Linked DNA regions of Homo sapiens: region 2 is linked to region 1. Evidence: chromatin loops called from intact Hi-C (ENCODE). Cell type or tissue: Caco-2. All regions are shown on one strand. Links, peaks and the distances in the headings refer to the core of each region. The heading gives the core; the rest is flanking DNA. Region 1 overlaps LINC01900 (long intergenic non-protein coding RNA 1900). Region 2 overlaps LOC105372016 (a long non-coding RNA gene).

Region 1 (7,616 bases), core at 812-5,811:
AGTGTATTTTCACATACTGATAATTATAAAGCAGGCAGAGTCTTATTTAAACCTGTGATTATTCTATGTAACAGAATTTTAATCCATTAGCATGGTGATTATTCTTCCTGAGTGGGAGACACTAGTCTCTGTTTGGTCTTTAGCCATGAAACACCTTTATACACATCACACTAAATCTCATTCTCTGCAACAAGCGCTGTCCCTCCTCTGAACGCGTGAGCCATCCAGCCTAAAACAAAGAGAAACTTTTATGACTAGCCACATTGTTTTCACTTTTAAACAAACCTACAGAAAAGAACACTCATTATCAATGTATTTGTTAATTGTAAATTGCTATCATCAAACCTAACAAGGTTTGGGCCTTTCAAGTGTTGGGAGCTTGGAATTTGGGAAGCCAGGATTGGGGCTGGAGGAGGAGGTGGCATTCTTAAAGAGATGGAAGGATCTTATCCATCTGATCAAAGAATCCAATCAAAGAACAAACTTCCTAATCTTTAACGATCCATGCATACCTTAGTGAGGACAGCAAAATGCAAAATAAATTATTATGTTAAAATTGACTGGCATGAAATTCTCATGGCGGGAAGAGAAATGGAAACCCTGGCTCACCCATGGCCTGCTCATATCCTCAGCTCGGCCAATGGGAAGTGCATTCCCAGCATCCTTGTGGTCTCCATGATGTGATCGAGGCCAGCAGTGTCCCCTCTGAGTGGCAGCTGTGCAGCGTCGAAGCCCCTCTGATGTCTACAGGACTCACCTGCTGCATCCTCTGCAAACTGCAAAGGATAAAAAGACACTGTCTGACCCTCCAGTGCTGCACCACCAGCCTCGCTGCACTTCCATTCCTCCATATTGTAAATACTCCCTTTACTTAGCTGACAGCTTCAATTTTTTTTCTTTTTTTCCCCAAGACGGAGTCTAGCTCTGTCGCCTAGGCTGGGGTGCAATGGCACGATCTCGGCTCACTGCAACCTCTGCCTCCCAGGTTCAAGCAATTCTCCTTCCTCAGCCTCCCCAGTAGCTGGGATTACAGGCATCTGCCACTATGCCTGGCTAATTTTTGTATTTTTAGTAAAGACAGGGTTTCACTGTGTTGACCAGGCTGTTCTCTAACTCCTGACCTTGTGATCCACCCGCCTCGGCTCCCAAAGTGCTGGGATTACAAGCATGAGCCACCGCGCCCAGCCAACATCGTCAATTTTTAAGTATTTGGAGCCAGGCAGCCTTCTGGTGTCAAAGACCTGGAGTGCTAGAAGAAGCTATCAGCTCCCACGAAACCAGTGTGGTCATGGTGTGATTTTGAAAAGCCCCTTGGCTCCTACCTTAAGAAGCCCTCAGAGTCTAGGAGAATGGAGTTGCCAAATGGCATAGAAACAGCGATTGTTCTGTGCTGTCTGTTACACCACTGTTTGCACAGTGGTTCTCTATGCCCATGAAATGACACCCACCAGCCAAGCAACAGAAGTAGCTGCTGCTTGGAGCCGGTGCAAAACTGAGCTGCTCGGCAAGTATAGAAAGCCCTTTTCTCTGAAAACAATATTCTGAAGTATTTGTCAAAATACTGTTATGAATCTTTTAAATTTTACAAAGCTGGCTGGGCATGGTGATTCACAGCTACGATCCCACCTTGGGAGGCTGAAGTGGGAGGATTGCCTGAGGCCAGGAGTTCAAGATGAGCCTGGGTAACACAGTGAAAACAAATAAATTAAAAATAAATGTTGAAAAATTTGAGCTGGGCATGGTGGCATACACCTGTAGTCCCAGCTACTCAGGAGGCTGAGGCAGGAGGATTGCTTGAGCCCAGGAGTTTCAGGCTGCAGTGAGCTATTAGTGCACCACTGCACTCCAGCCTGGGTGACAAAGGAAGACTCTGTCTCAAAAAAAAAAAAAAAAAAAAGCAAAAAAAGACAACGCCTTTACAAAGCTATTTTTCTTTTACAGAGATAACCATGTTAAGAGTGAAAGGTTAGGCCAGGCACAGTGGCTCACACCTGTAATCCCAGCACTTTGGGAGGCTGAGGCAGATGGATCCCTTGAGTCCAGGAGTTTGAGACCAGCCTGGGCAACATGGTGAAACCCTGTCTCTACAAAGAAAAAAAAAACCCACAAAAATTATCTAGGTGTGGTGGCTTGTGCCTCCCAGCTACTTGGGAGGCTGAGCTGGGAGAATCACTTGAGCCCAGGAGGTGGAGGTTGCGGTGAGCCCAGATCATGCCACTGTACTCCAGCCTGGGCCACAGAGTGAAACTCTGTCTCAAAAAAAAAAAAAAAGGTGAAAGGGTAAATGTACCCTGTCAGGTATTGTTCCACTAAATGTTACAAGATACTTGACTACGACTTTATTTTAACTAAGGGCTAACCTCAAAAACTGATAGCCATCTTAAAATGAAGATGACAAGCATTCCATCCTCAAATAATCTAAAATGTATTCCCAATCAGAAGATCAGTAGGTTTTACCAATATTAACATTTCTATCCTTTCCCTAATTGATTGTTTATTTAGCTGAAGGCCTCTATGTGTGATATGCTACTGGCATATCAAAAGAGGGTTATTTGTTTTTGAACCTGCATGGTGATTAATTCTGCATTTTCATTCTTTTTTTGCAGGGTAGGGAGAAGTATGAGTATAGTGTATTGGAAAGAGAGTTTTGAAAACAGAAGGATCTTAATGCAAATCCAGATTGAACCATTTCCCTCTTTGTGGTCTGGGCAAGTTCATTTCACCCCTCTGAGCCACAGTCTGTTTTTCTAACTTCTGTCACAGGTTCCAGCAGTGATTAAGTAAAATTACAAATTTGGGAGCCCGCCACGTAATAGGAGCCCTTTACCTTTTCTAATTATTTCTTACATGGTAAGCATCCCTAATAAGTATTCACACCTGGTTTGTGGAGTCTACCTGCATGCCTCAGGTGACGTGAGAACATGGTTCACGTGAGGTCTGATCTCACAGGGCGGTGCTGGCCAGGCCCAGCATTGCAAAGATTCCTTCTATTATTCCCAGATTCTTCTCATTTTTTTAACACTCTTTGCCCTTTTCCCTAGGTCAAATGGAAGGGTATGATCCCTACAATAAAGCACAGACTTATTTTTTCCATAGGCCTGTCAAATACTCCCCGATAGCCCCTGTTCTGTCCCAAGGAATGATGTAGCAACTCCTTAAGAATTCCTACCCAGCATTCTTACTAGTGAAACCTGAGTTGGTCATTACAACTATTTTTGTGGGATTTTAAAAAATCAGATCTAAATAACAAGCAAACATGTAACCGTGCATTTGTGCTATCCTTAGATTGTTATGGTTAAAAAGGGATAATTGATTTTAAGTTAAATATTCCTCATATCCTGATCCACCCCTCAAGTACTAGCTTTAATATTTTATAGACTACATGGTCCGACCTATTGACCCAGGTCCTGATGTGCCCACGGACAAGCCGGAAGGGCCATCCTTCCCACTGGCTTTGCAATCTGGAGGCTGACAACCACCCAGCCTGCCACCCATCAAAGTCCCTGCTGGTGACTCTCTCCCCCAGCAAGCTGCCTCCCTTCCCCCACTTTCCCAAACATCTTGGGCATCTCAAACAATCCAATTACACTCAGGTTGTTTAAACAAACAGCAGCACAATTCCCCAGCCCAGAGCCCCAACTGAGGGATTCCCTTGGGCCGACTCTCACCACCTCCACCCCCAACCACAAGCCACTTTCAGAGAAGAGCAGCCCTGAGCAGAGACAATGAGCTCTGGGTTAACAGTGGGTAGTTTTCCATGTCTAAATGTTTGCAGACACTTGGTAAAGTGTCCCAGGCCAAGTTTCCAAAGGACAATACCTCCACACCACTGAGTTTGTTTAAGCAGGCAATCCCAGATAAGAAGGGGGTTGCCCCTCCTCTTCAAAAGCCAAGAATGCAAGATGGGCTGGAGGCAATGCTGTGGGAGGTTGGGACAAATTCCACTGGAACAAGGAATACTTGAGTCCCTCTCTCCACTCCCACCCTCCCTTAAAATAATAGATTTACCCTAAAGGAAAGGTGAAGTCAGGAGATTGGTGGAGTTTTTCTAAGTATTTCACAAATAAGACAGCTGGGACAAGGCAGAGTGCTATTTACAATGCCACAGCTGAGCTGGATTTAGAAGATGCAAGGCATGGTGGTGGGTGCCTGTAGTTCCAGCTACTCGGGAGGCTGAGGCAGGAGAATAATGTGAACCCAGGAGGCGGAGCTTGCAGTGAGCTGAGACCAGGCCACTGCATTCCAGCCTGGGCAACAGAGCGAGACTCCATCTCAAAAAAAAAGAAAAAAAAAAAAGAAGATGCAAAGGTTGCTTACAGTTTCTCACTGAGCAGGCATTCAGTCCCTGCAGAAGGACTGACTACCTTCCCCACTGGGCATTTCACATCATGTAAAATGCCAGTCAATGCCCAATGCCTTACATTTTTTGTTGAAAAGCAAAAGAACCAACCATTCTTATCTCCAGGCCAATTCTGAAGGGCTGCCACCAAACTTGTAAGGACCATCACTCGCCCAACAAATATGTCTAGATCATCCACTTAGAACAAATCCATAATGGTACAGGGGCAGCGAATAGAGGCAATATCTAGTTTCACATGTGATAGAAAGTGGCGTCTTATTTATTTATGTATTTATTTATTTTGTAGAGACAGGGTCTCCCTATGTTGTCCAGGCTGGTCTCGAACTCCTGGCCTCAAGTGATCCTCCCACTTTGGCCTCCCAAAGTGCTGGGATTACAGGCATGAGTCACTACATCTGACGGGTAAGTGTCTTAAAAGAAGAGCAAGCAAAGACTCTGGAAGCTCAGAGAAGAGACGGCTTCTGGCTGAGAGGAGGTGAGCTGATCAGAGAAAGCTTCACAGGGAAGAGGTGTTTGAGTCAGCCCTTGAACCGGTAGGAAGGGTGAAGATGAAAGCCAGCTCCCTCATCAGGCCATGGATAGGCTCTTCCCACATATTTCTAGTTCTTTCTACGTCTCTGGAGCCTTCAGCCATTAAAACAGGTATTCTTATATTTTCTGGGTTACAGACCCTTTCAAGGGAATCCTTGAAAGCTGTGGATTCCCTCTCCAGAAGAATGTCCCAAAATATGGCATGCCATTTCAGCCAGTGCCCAGACTTATCCAGGGACTTCTGGTTAAGAATTCTTGGGATCAAATGTTGCAGACCCATTTCTGCCCAGGGTCTGATAGGAGAATTGAGAGAAAAACAAAATTTCCATCTATCCGTTCTTTACACTTTTATTCTTATTTTTAAAATTAACTAATGTATTTGGTCTACAAAACCCTAAAGAAGAAAAGAAAGGGCTTGTTCACTTTCCATGTTATTTGAAAAGTCCATTGATCTAATGAGCGACATCTTGGGAGAAACCAGAAAGCCTTTTGTACCTTCTTTGGATTGCAAATTCTGAAGAAGGCTTTTCAAAAGCCCAAAAACTGACACTCCAAAAGTGGTTTTCACAAAAGAATCTAAATCAGACTTCAGCGTGTCACTTCTACAATATCTGGGAGCCACAAACATGGATAGAAAGGTCTGGCTTAATGGTGCGACACCAAGATGGCACTGAGCCTCACTCATCCTTTGCACACCAAACATGTTTGAATGAATAAATCACTGATTGAGGGAGTGGATGAGAAGTTTTATGACAGAACAAATGGGACAGACACACATGGAGTTTCGGTGAGAGTAAAAGTGTAGGTTGGCTAGGTGCGATGGCTCACGCCTGTAATCCCAGCACTTTGGGAGGCCAAGGCAGGTGGATCACCTGAGGTCAGGAGTTTGAAACCAGCCTGACCAACATGGAGAAAATCCGTCTCTACTAAAAATACAAAACATTAGCTGGGCATGGTGGCGCATGCCTATAATCCCAGTTACTCGGGAGGCTGAGGCAGGAGAATCGCTTGAACCCGGGAGGCGGAGGTTGCGGTGAGCCGAGATTGCGCCATTGCACTCCAGCCTGGACAACAAGAGTGAAACTCCGTCTCAAAAAACAAAAAAGTGTAGGTTACTTTATACTGTAGCTCATTCCAGAATACTGGATAAATAAAACAGATGTGGAAACAAACAGATGTGTATGTAAATAAAACAGATGTGTTAAATATTAATTTGAGCAACTACCTAAAATATATACAAGCTCATAATTTAAAGGTATTTGACTACAATTCCTGATATATCTGAAAAAAAAATTTTTTTTTTTTTGAGATAGAGTTTCGCTCTTGTTGCCCAGGCTGGAGTGCAATGGTGCGTTCTCGGCTCACCGCAACCTCTGCCTCCCGGCTTCAAGCAATTATTCTGCCTCAGACCCCCGAGTAGCTAGGATTACAGGCATGCACCACCACACCCAGCTAATTTTGTATTTTTAGTAGAGACAGGGTTTCACCATGTTGGTCAGTCTGGTCTCGAACTCCTGACCTCAAGTGATCCGCCCACCTCAGCCTCCCAGAGTGCTGGGATTACAGGCGTGAGCCACCGCACCCGGCTGAGAAATATTTTTAATTAAACCTTTGATATAAGTGTAAACTCACATGCAGTTGTAAGAAATAATGCTAAGAGATCCTGGGTACTCTCTAGCCAGTTTTTTGGGTACTGATTCTTCCCACTTTATTCTCTTTCAAGATTGTTTTAGCTATTCTAGTTCCTTTTCCTTTCCATCTATATTTTACAAGAATCAAAATGGTATATCTCCCACTGATAACATCCTGCAAAACTACAGCACAGTATTTCAACAGGGATATTGACAGCATTACAGAGAAGACATAGAATAGAATGGTTCCATCACTACGAGGATAACTCATACTGCCCTTCCCTTCCACCCCTACTACTTCCTTAATGTTTGGCAATACTAATCTGTCGTTTGTTTCCGTAATTTTTTCATTTCAAGAATATCATATGAATGGAATCATTTTGAGATTCGCTTTTTTCCCCAATACCCTTGAGATCCATCCAAGTTGTTGTGTGTCTCCACCCTCTGTTTCTTCTTATTGCTGAGTGGTATTTCATGGTATTGATGAACCGCAGTCTGTTTAACCAGTAACCTGTTGAAGGACATCTGGGTTGTTTCAGTTTTGCTATTAGGAATAAAGGTGCTACAAATATCCATGTACAAGTTTTTTTGTGAACATAAATTTTCATTTCCCTGGGATAAGTGCCCAGGAGTGTAATTGTTGAGTCACATCATAATTGCATACTTAGTTATCGAAGAAACTGACAAACTGCTTTACAGAGATGCTGAAGCATTTTACATTCCCATCAGCAAAGCATGCTGGTCTTCAGCACATCTTCACCTGCAGAAATAGTGTTATCAAAACGTTTTGTTTAAACATTCTGATAGGTGTGTGGTGATATCTCATTTTGGTTTTAATTTGTATTTTCATAATGGCTAATGGTGTTGAACATCCTTTCATGTGTTTATTTGCCATCTGTATGCCTTCTTTAGAGAAATGTCTCTTCTGATTGTCCATTTTTCAATTGGATTGTTTGATGGTTTTATTGTAGAGTTTTGAGGGTTCTTTATATATTCGAGATACTAGTCCTTTGCCAGATATGTGGTTTGCAAATATTCTGTCCCAGCTTCTAGCTTGTGTTTTCATCCTTTTCACGTGGTCTTTTATAGAGTAA
Region 2 (7,616 bases), core at 1,403-6,402, 76 kb after region 1:
ATAAAGAATGAAAAGAATAGATATAATAGATTAGAAAATAATTATAGAAATATTATTAACAATTGTACACTAACACATTTTATGACCAAAATGAAGTGGACAAATTCCTAGGGGGAAAAATGACAAAATTGGTGCAAGAAAAAATAGAAAATTTAAATAAGCCAATAAGCATGAAAGACATTGAAAAGGTAGTCAACAAAACCTCCCCTCACAAAGAGAAAATTTTACCTTAAATAATTTACAGAGGAAGTCTAGCAAACTTTGAAAGTACAGTTAACTCATATTATACAAGTTGTGCCAGAAAATAAGACAGGTTTACAGTTCATTTTATGAGACCTATGTAATCTTGATTTCAATGTCAGATAAGAACCTGATAAGAAAAGAAAATTACAGGCCTCTTGCCCTTAGAAATGTAGATATAAAATTCTTAAATAGAACAATAGCTAACTGAATCCTGATCAATGAAGTTTATCTCAGAAATGCAAGGATGGTTCAATCTGTGAAAATCTATCAAATCAATTTACCTCGTTAGTAGGCTACAAGAGGTAAATTGCATTATCTCAAATGATGGAAAAAGTTTCAGATAAAAGTCACCACTTAATTATGATTTTTTTAAAAATCCCTAGAAAACTAGGAATAGAAGGAAACTTTCTTAACTTAGTAAAAGTAATACACCAAAGCCTTTAGTAAACATTATAGTTAAGAAAAAACTTTAGATGTATTCCCTTTAAGATAAGAATAAGATAAGACTGCCCACTGTCATTACGTCTGTTGAACATTACAAGGAAAAGTCCTGGCCAACCCTACAAGAGGAAAAGAAGTAAGAGAGGTAAGAATTAAAAGGGAAGACATAAAAATTGTATTATTCACCTATGTAGAAAACTAACAGAACAATCAGGCAAATCATTAGAACTAATAAGAGAGCTCAGCAACACCATAGACTAAAAGAGAAATGTACACAGGTCAATACCATTTTTCTACACTAGCAACTGGAAAACTAACATGCTGTGGGCCAAATGCCCTCTAAGGCCTGTTTTTGTAAGGCCCCCACCAGCTAAGAATGGTTTTTACATTTATTAAAGGGTTGTAAAACAACTAAGAAAAAGAAAAAGAAGGATATGTAACAGAGACCTTACATGGCTGCCAGGCTTAAAATATTTACTATCTGGCCCTTTACAGAAAAAGCGTCCCTATCTCTGCTCTAAACTAATGATAACTGCCTAGGAAACATCACTTTTTAAAATATAGTATTATTCATAACAGCAACAAAAAATATATAGTAACTGAGAAGTTACTAAGTTAAGAATTTATAAATCCTCTGATGGAAAACATTTTAAACTGTAACAAAGGATGTACAAAATGAGCTGAGTTAGTGGGGAGCTATGCCATCCTCTTGGATGGATTCCCTGAGTTCTCCCCCAAATTAATCTACAAATTTAGTGCAATTCCAATTGGACTTTTAAAGAAATTCAATAAACACATTCTAAAATTTATATGGAAGAAGTATCCACCAAAAATACATAATTAACTTTATTTGTTTGTTTGTTTGTTTGTTTTGAGACAGGTTCTCACTCTGTCACCCATGCTGGAGTACAGTGGTGCAGTCACAGCTCACTGCAACCTCTGGCTCCCAGGTTCAAATGATCCTCCTACCTCAGCCTCCCAAGTAGCTGGGACCACAGGCGTGTGCCACCACGCCCAGCTAATTTTTTGTATTTTTGTTAGAGACAGGGTTTCACCATATGTCCAAGCTGGTCTCATACTCCTGGCCTCAAGTGATCTGCCTGCCTCAGCCTCCCAAAGTCTTAACTGACTTTATATAAGATTGAAGAGGGGGACATACTCTAGCATATATTAAGATATATTTAAAAGCTATAATAATAAAAGCAGTGTGGTAATGTACTCATGAACAGACAAACTGACCAATGGAACTGAAGGAGACTTCAGATATACCCTCATGCATATGTGGGAATTTAACATATGATAAAGGTGGCACCATAAGTGAATGGTGGAAAGTCTGTTTAGCAGAAGCCTGGGGGAAACTTTTTTACTGTAATAAAAATAAAACTCAATCCCACGTAACATCGCAAACAAAGGTGGACTCAAGACGGACTAAAAAATTTAGGAATGAAAAATAAAACTATGAAGTCAAAACAAGAAAATGTTGAAGAAAATCTTTGTGACCTACAGGAAAAGGACTCCTTAAACAAAACTTCAAAAACATGAGCTCCCAGGCAACAATGTTAAAAAACTCAATTACATAAAAATTAGGAATTTTTGTTTAACAAAATATACTATAGATGAAGTTAAAAGATGAAATGGGAGAAGATATTTGCAATGTCTAAAACCAAGAAGGTTTTAGAATATCTCACCCTAATTTTCCCTCTTATCCCCATTTCTCACTTCTATTATCTATATGACTGAGATAATTATCACCCAATATTCAATGACAAAATCAGAGATAGGTCTAGCACAAACCATTGGTGAAAATATGACCTGAAACCAAGAATTATGATCAACCTCACTCTCTGCCTCTGAGGTCCATGGCGGGATAAATCATATTTCACAAAATCTGAGACACTCCTTGATTGTTATGATGTCATTATTTTACGTCACTAAGGAAGAAAAGCTGCCAATTAATGATATAATGCTTCCTTGTCATGTCAAATTTTATTTCATATTTTTGCAAATGCTTTTACTGCAAGAATTTTTTTTCAAGCTATGAATAGGCCTTTAAATAATTTTTTAAAAAATATTACTCTTGTCATATGTATAAAGAAGGAAAATATAAGTAAAACAAACTGGTTTAAATATTCCTAAAACTTTTTATATTCAGAATGCAACCCTTCTAGATTATGTTTTAATTCCGACTTGTCAATGCCCTTATTTCTGCACACAGTCCCATCAAGAGTGTTAGAGATGGAACTTTTCTTGTAAGTGGAACCAAGTGAAATTGCTCATTAGACTGTTTTTGACCAAAAGATGGCAAACTTATGTGATTCAACCTAAAAAATTATTGCTCTCTTATCTCCAGAATTTTCTTCCAAGCTGGTTGAAGTTTTGACACTAGTGCTCTCTTGTTCTCCCCAGAAGATATCGATGGAAAGTTGTTTTAAAGACAATGACCAATGACCAGTGATGAAGATATTACTGCTCTTTTCTCTTTCTTTCTTCCTTTCTTTCGTTTTTTGTTTGTTTGTTTGTTTGTTTTGTTTTTGTTTTGTTTTGTTTTTTAGAAACAGCGTGCCACTATGCTGCCCAGGCTGGCCTCAAACTCGTGGGCTCAAGTGGTCCGCCTGACAAATGGCTCTTAAATACCTTTTTGACTGGAAACATCAAGAGGCTGCAGGTGTCCAGTCATGCCACCAAGAATAATATCCAAGGTCATTCATGCACAGGAAGGTAAAATTCTGCTGCCAGTTGGCCAGGAGCCATTGAAAGATGTCCTGTGAATTATAAGAGGTGTTCTAATTTAAGAAGTGTTAAGCAGAGAGCCATCCTAGAATTAATAAATACAGTATGATATTCACAATAAATAAATCATATTAATAAGTGATGGCAAGTGTTTTCAAATGCATACGGTAGAAGGTGACACGAGTGCTGCGGACGCCGTCAGTGCCGTGCCCACAGTCCCCTGTACTCCTCCTGCATCCCACAGGCAGCCGATGCTGCTCACAAGGCAAGTCAGAAATTCCAGGGAGCTGCTACCCCTGGGAGTAGCTGTCAGCCAATGATGAGGACAAGTTAGAAGGAGTTAGTGATCAAATGCCTCAGCTTCCTCGCTCTTCAAGAAAGAGACTCTGAGACTGGTTCTTCATCAATTCCGAGAGCCCCCCAGGGAGCTTGAGGCCCAGTCGCCCACAAGAGGAGCTGCTCAAGATCACATCCTCCACTGGTTTCCGTCTCTCCCCTGTATCTCTTCTCTACTCTCTTGTTGATGCTTCTATTTTTTAATTTAATTTAATTTTTTTATTTGTAGAAATGAGGTCTCACTCTGTTGCCCAGGCTGGTCCCGAACTCCCAGGCTCAAGCAGTTCTCCTACCTTGGCCTCCCAAAGTGCTGGGATCGACCCTGATGCTTCTTGAAGTCTCCCATGAAACAACTTGCACTGAAATCCTTGTTTCGGTGTCTTCTGGGGAGATGCAACCTAAGAGAATTAGCAATTTCATCAAGGACCTTGCAGCATTTGGCCATCATCAGACACAAAAAAGTCATAAGCATCCCTCCCCTCAACATTAGGATTTTCCTGGGGTCTGAACCTGAATGTCACCCCCTCCTAACTTCTCCCTGCAGTCCCAGTTCTCCCAGTCTTCCCTTTGAGTTCTCAGCTTCTCTCAACCCCTCCCCATCCCACCATCTCTACCTTCCCATCATTCCTCATTATTCAGTCTACTTAACTCCTCTTCCCTCTGCTGCCCCCAAGAACTGCATTGTGGGATGGAATGAGCAGAAATTCCCCATACTGAGCCTGACCCCCAGTGGTGGAGATAAGGCATGTCCACAAGTTTCAAGATAAAAAAAAATCAAATTTAAATAACATTAAACGAGCAAGTAATTTTATCCCCCAAGACACTTATATTTAATGGTCAACATACATCAGAGAAGGCCAGGTGCAATGGCTCACACCTGTAATCCCAGTGTTTAGGGAGGCCAGGCAGGTGGATCACCTAAGCCTAGGAGTTTGACACCAGCCTGGGCAACAGAGGGAGACCCTGCCTCTACAAAAACAACAAAAACATTCATCAGAAGTAAAAAAGAAGCAACTCCAAAACTTAGAAGATGCTTGTGATGACCTCATGCTTGCAGATGATGACTGTTTAATGATACCTTATCAAATTGGTGATGTTTTCATTAGCCATTCTCAAGAAGAAACACAAGAAATGTTAGAAGAAGCAAAGAAACATGCAAGAGGAAATTGACACCTTAAAATCCAGAGTGGAATCAATTCAGTGGGTGTCAGCAGATTTGAAAGTTCAGCTGTATGCAAAATTTGGGAGAAACATAAACCTTGAAGCTGATGAAAGTTAAACATTTTATGGGCTGGGTGCAGTGGCTCACACCTGTAACCCCAGCACTTAGGGAGGCTGAGACAGGTGGATCACCTGAGATCAGGAGTTCAAGACCAGCCTGGCCAACATGCAGAACGCCCATCTCTACTACAAATACAAAAATTAGCCAGTGTGGTGGCACACACCTGTAATTCCAGCTACTCAGGAGGCTGAGCCAGGAGAATCGCTTGAACCCAGAAGGCGGAGGTTGCAGTGAGCTGAGATCATGCCACTGCTCTCCAGCCTGGGTGACAGAGTGAGACTCTGTCTCAAAAAAAATTATAATACTCTTAAATATTTGTTTAGTAAACTTGAACATTGTTTTTTAAAAATGTTCAGAATGCAGGTAAAGTCTACATGTAGCCTGCTAGCAAATCCCTATCTTTAACTAGTCATATAGCGTTAATAGGTTTGGAGATAGAAGATGTCAGCAAGCAATGGTGCCTTTTGAACTGGAGGTGGGGGAAAAAACCCCGAAAAGTTAAAACATTTTTTACTCTCCATTCTGCAATTCTTCTTTAGTAACATTAAACAGAAAATATATTCAATGAGCCATTGAGAGACACTGGGTCTCATTATAAAGCAGCAATTAGGCTCACAGAACACAAAGCCATTCAGAGCAGCGCCCATTTCTTGCACTATGCTCCCTGCAGCTCTAGTTAGATGTACAAACTTATGGGTTTAGTAAAGGAAATATGGGCTATTTTGCTTTTTTTTTTCTATCTAGTAGAAGAGGAAGAGGGACTATGAAAGGGGGACTATGGCAAACACATTTAGTTAGAAATCTTTTATTAAAATAAAACACTAAAACAAATATCTTTTTGTTATAATGATCCAGTAATATAAAAGGACACAAAATTAAAAGCACACAATGGCTTATTGCTGCACCTAGGCCAAGGGTGGTGCTGTTCATTGAATTCTTAAATAAGCAATTATGATAACCTATGGTATTAAAGACTGTTGTATTGTCGGGGAAGGTGGAGGTCGAATGCACTGTGCCCGAGAGGACTGCCTTCACTCCTTTGTGGGTTTGATCACACAGATGGGCTTGACCACAGCGCCATCTTTATCAAAAGAACAACATGTAGTTGTTCCAAAATTTTTGTTTAAAAATTTTTAAAACAAACCCCCCTGCATTTCTATCCCCACCAGGGAATAGAGTTTTAATGAACACACGAAGCAACTAGGTGACATCTTTATCAGTCCTCATAAACCTTGATTGAATACACAGTGATAAGCCCTATTTAAACTGTCCTCCTCCTGATAACACACCTGGAGGCAGCACCAGCCTTAGTAACCAGCTGGAAATAAGGCCTCTCCAAAACCCAGAGTGCAGGCCTGTCAGGCACAGAAGCTGCAAGCAATGCAAAGCTCTGGGCCCTCATTTATTTGGGGTGATGGTGGGTAGGTTGGTGCAGGCTTTTCCCTGCTGGACACTTTTTTCAGAACCAGCTTGGGCCTCTAAGGGGCAAGGAAGTGGCTGGAGGTAAAAAGGTGCTTTAAACCCTGCTGACCTTTAGCATTTACATTTGCAAACACAAAGAACCCGGGAGGGGCAGTTGTAAAGGATTTGGGAATGGCCAGCTCTGGTTTTCTTTTTACCAGCATCAAAAATGAGTGAAAGGTACAGACATCTAAAAGGAAAAGGGAGACATGGGATTTTCCCAATCAGCTTGAAGTCTGGATCCTCCTAGTCCTTTGCTTTTTTGGCCCTAGCACACCCTGGGCACTACCCACTTCCAATCACTACTTGCTTCTTCCAAATCCCATCCCCTCCAGCCTTCCCAATACAGAGCCCACAGTGACCCCCACAGGCTGCAGCAGCCAGGGTCACTGGTGTGGGAGGCTGTGATTCTAGGAAACTGGTAGGCTGGTTTTAGCAGCAAGACACACAGGCTTCTGTGGAGGCAGGCTAAAGATCCACTTCACCTGCTGCAGCAGAAACGGCTCTGATACGTCAATGGCAAAAATCGCAATTACTTTTGCACCAACCTAATAATTGGTTTGACTGTTGGAACCATTTAACTATGTACATGTATATCAAAGCATCATGCTGTACACCTTGAAAATGTACAATTTTTGAAAATTAAATTAGGCTGTGCATGGTGTCACAAGTCTGTAGTCCCAGATACTCTGGAGACTGAGGTGGGAGGATTGCTTGAGCCCAGGTGTTGGGAGGCTGCAGTGAGCTATGATCATACCACTGCACTGCAGCCTCGGTGACAGAGGGAGACCCTGTCCCTAAAAAATAATTTTTTTTGGAAAGTAAAAAATGAAATTAAGTCAAATGAGTCTATTAAAAAGAATTTTTCATATTCTCTGCAATTTTTAAAATAAAATTTAATTACCACAACAAGTTATCTTATATAGATCAGGCTGAAATACACAGCATGTCATTCCCGACATTAATAAAATAGAGGTTTTTCACAATAGCCTCTAACACCTGGATGACAATAAAATCTCCCCTCTTCTCCCACCTTGAATGTGCCAATGAAGGCAAAGAGAGACCCCTAAGATGTCTTCCTGAATGTCAGCAACCTCACGCTGTGGCAGACGGTAGTGGAAGG

Evidence for each region. A loop is a pair of places that touch in the nucleus more often than their neighbours do. Peaks named below come from ENCODE experiments on the same cell type or tissue, not always from the same donor. Only the 100,000 strongest peaks of a DNase experiment are listed, where the experiment ranks them.
Region 2: a loop joins it to region 1, with 6 times the contacts of the local background. A loop is called at or near these places in 1 of 110 quality-filtered maps.

Annotation. Positions count from the first base shown.
Region 1 is chr18:21,987,423-21,995,038 of GRCh38, reverse strand. It overlaps LINC01900 (long intergenic non-protein coding RNA 1900), which reads right to left. Exons shown (of 3, transcript XR_001753529.2): 2 at 610-776; 3 at 62-229. Among named protein-coding and RNA genes, the nearest start is that of LINC01900, 10 kb to the right of the region's middle. RefSeq lists an enhancer at 3,006-3,878. In Caco-2, for the core only: no CTCF peak of the experiment used is centred there; DNase peaks (open chromatin) are centred at 2,938 and 3,748.
Region 2 is chr18:21,911,779-21,919,394 of GRCh38, reverse strand. LOC105372016 (a long non-coding RNA gene) reads right to left here. Exons shown (of 4, transcript XR_935276.3): 3 at 4,044-4,148; 4 at 2,652-3,446. Among named protein-coding and RNA genes, the nearest start is that of LINC01900, 66 kb to the left of the region's middle. In Caco-2, for the core only: a CTCF peak has its summit at 4,464; DNase peaks (open chromatin) are centred at 4,444 and 6,354.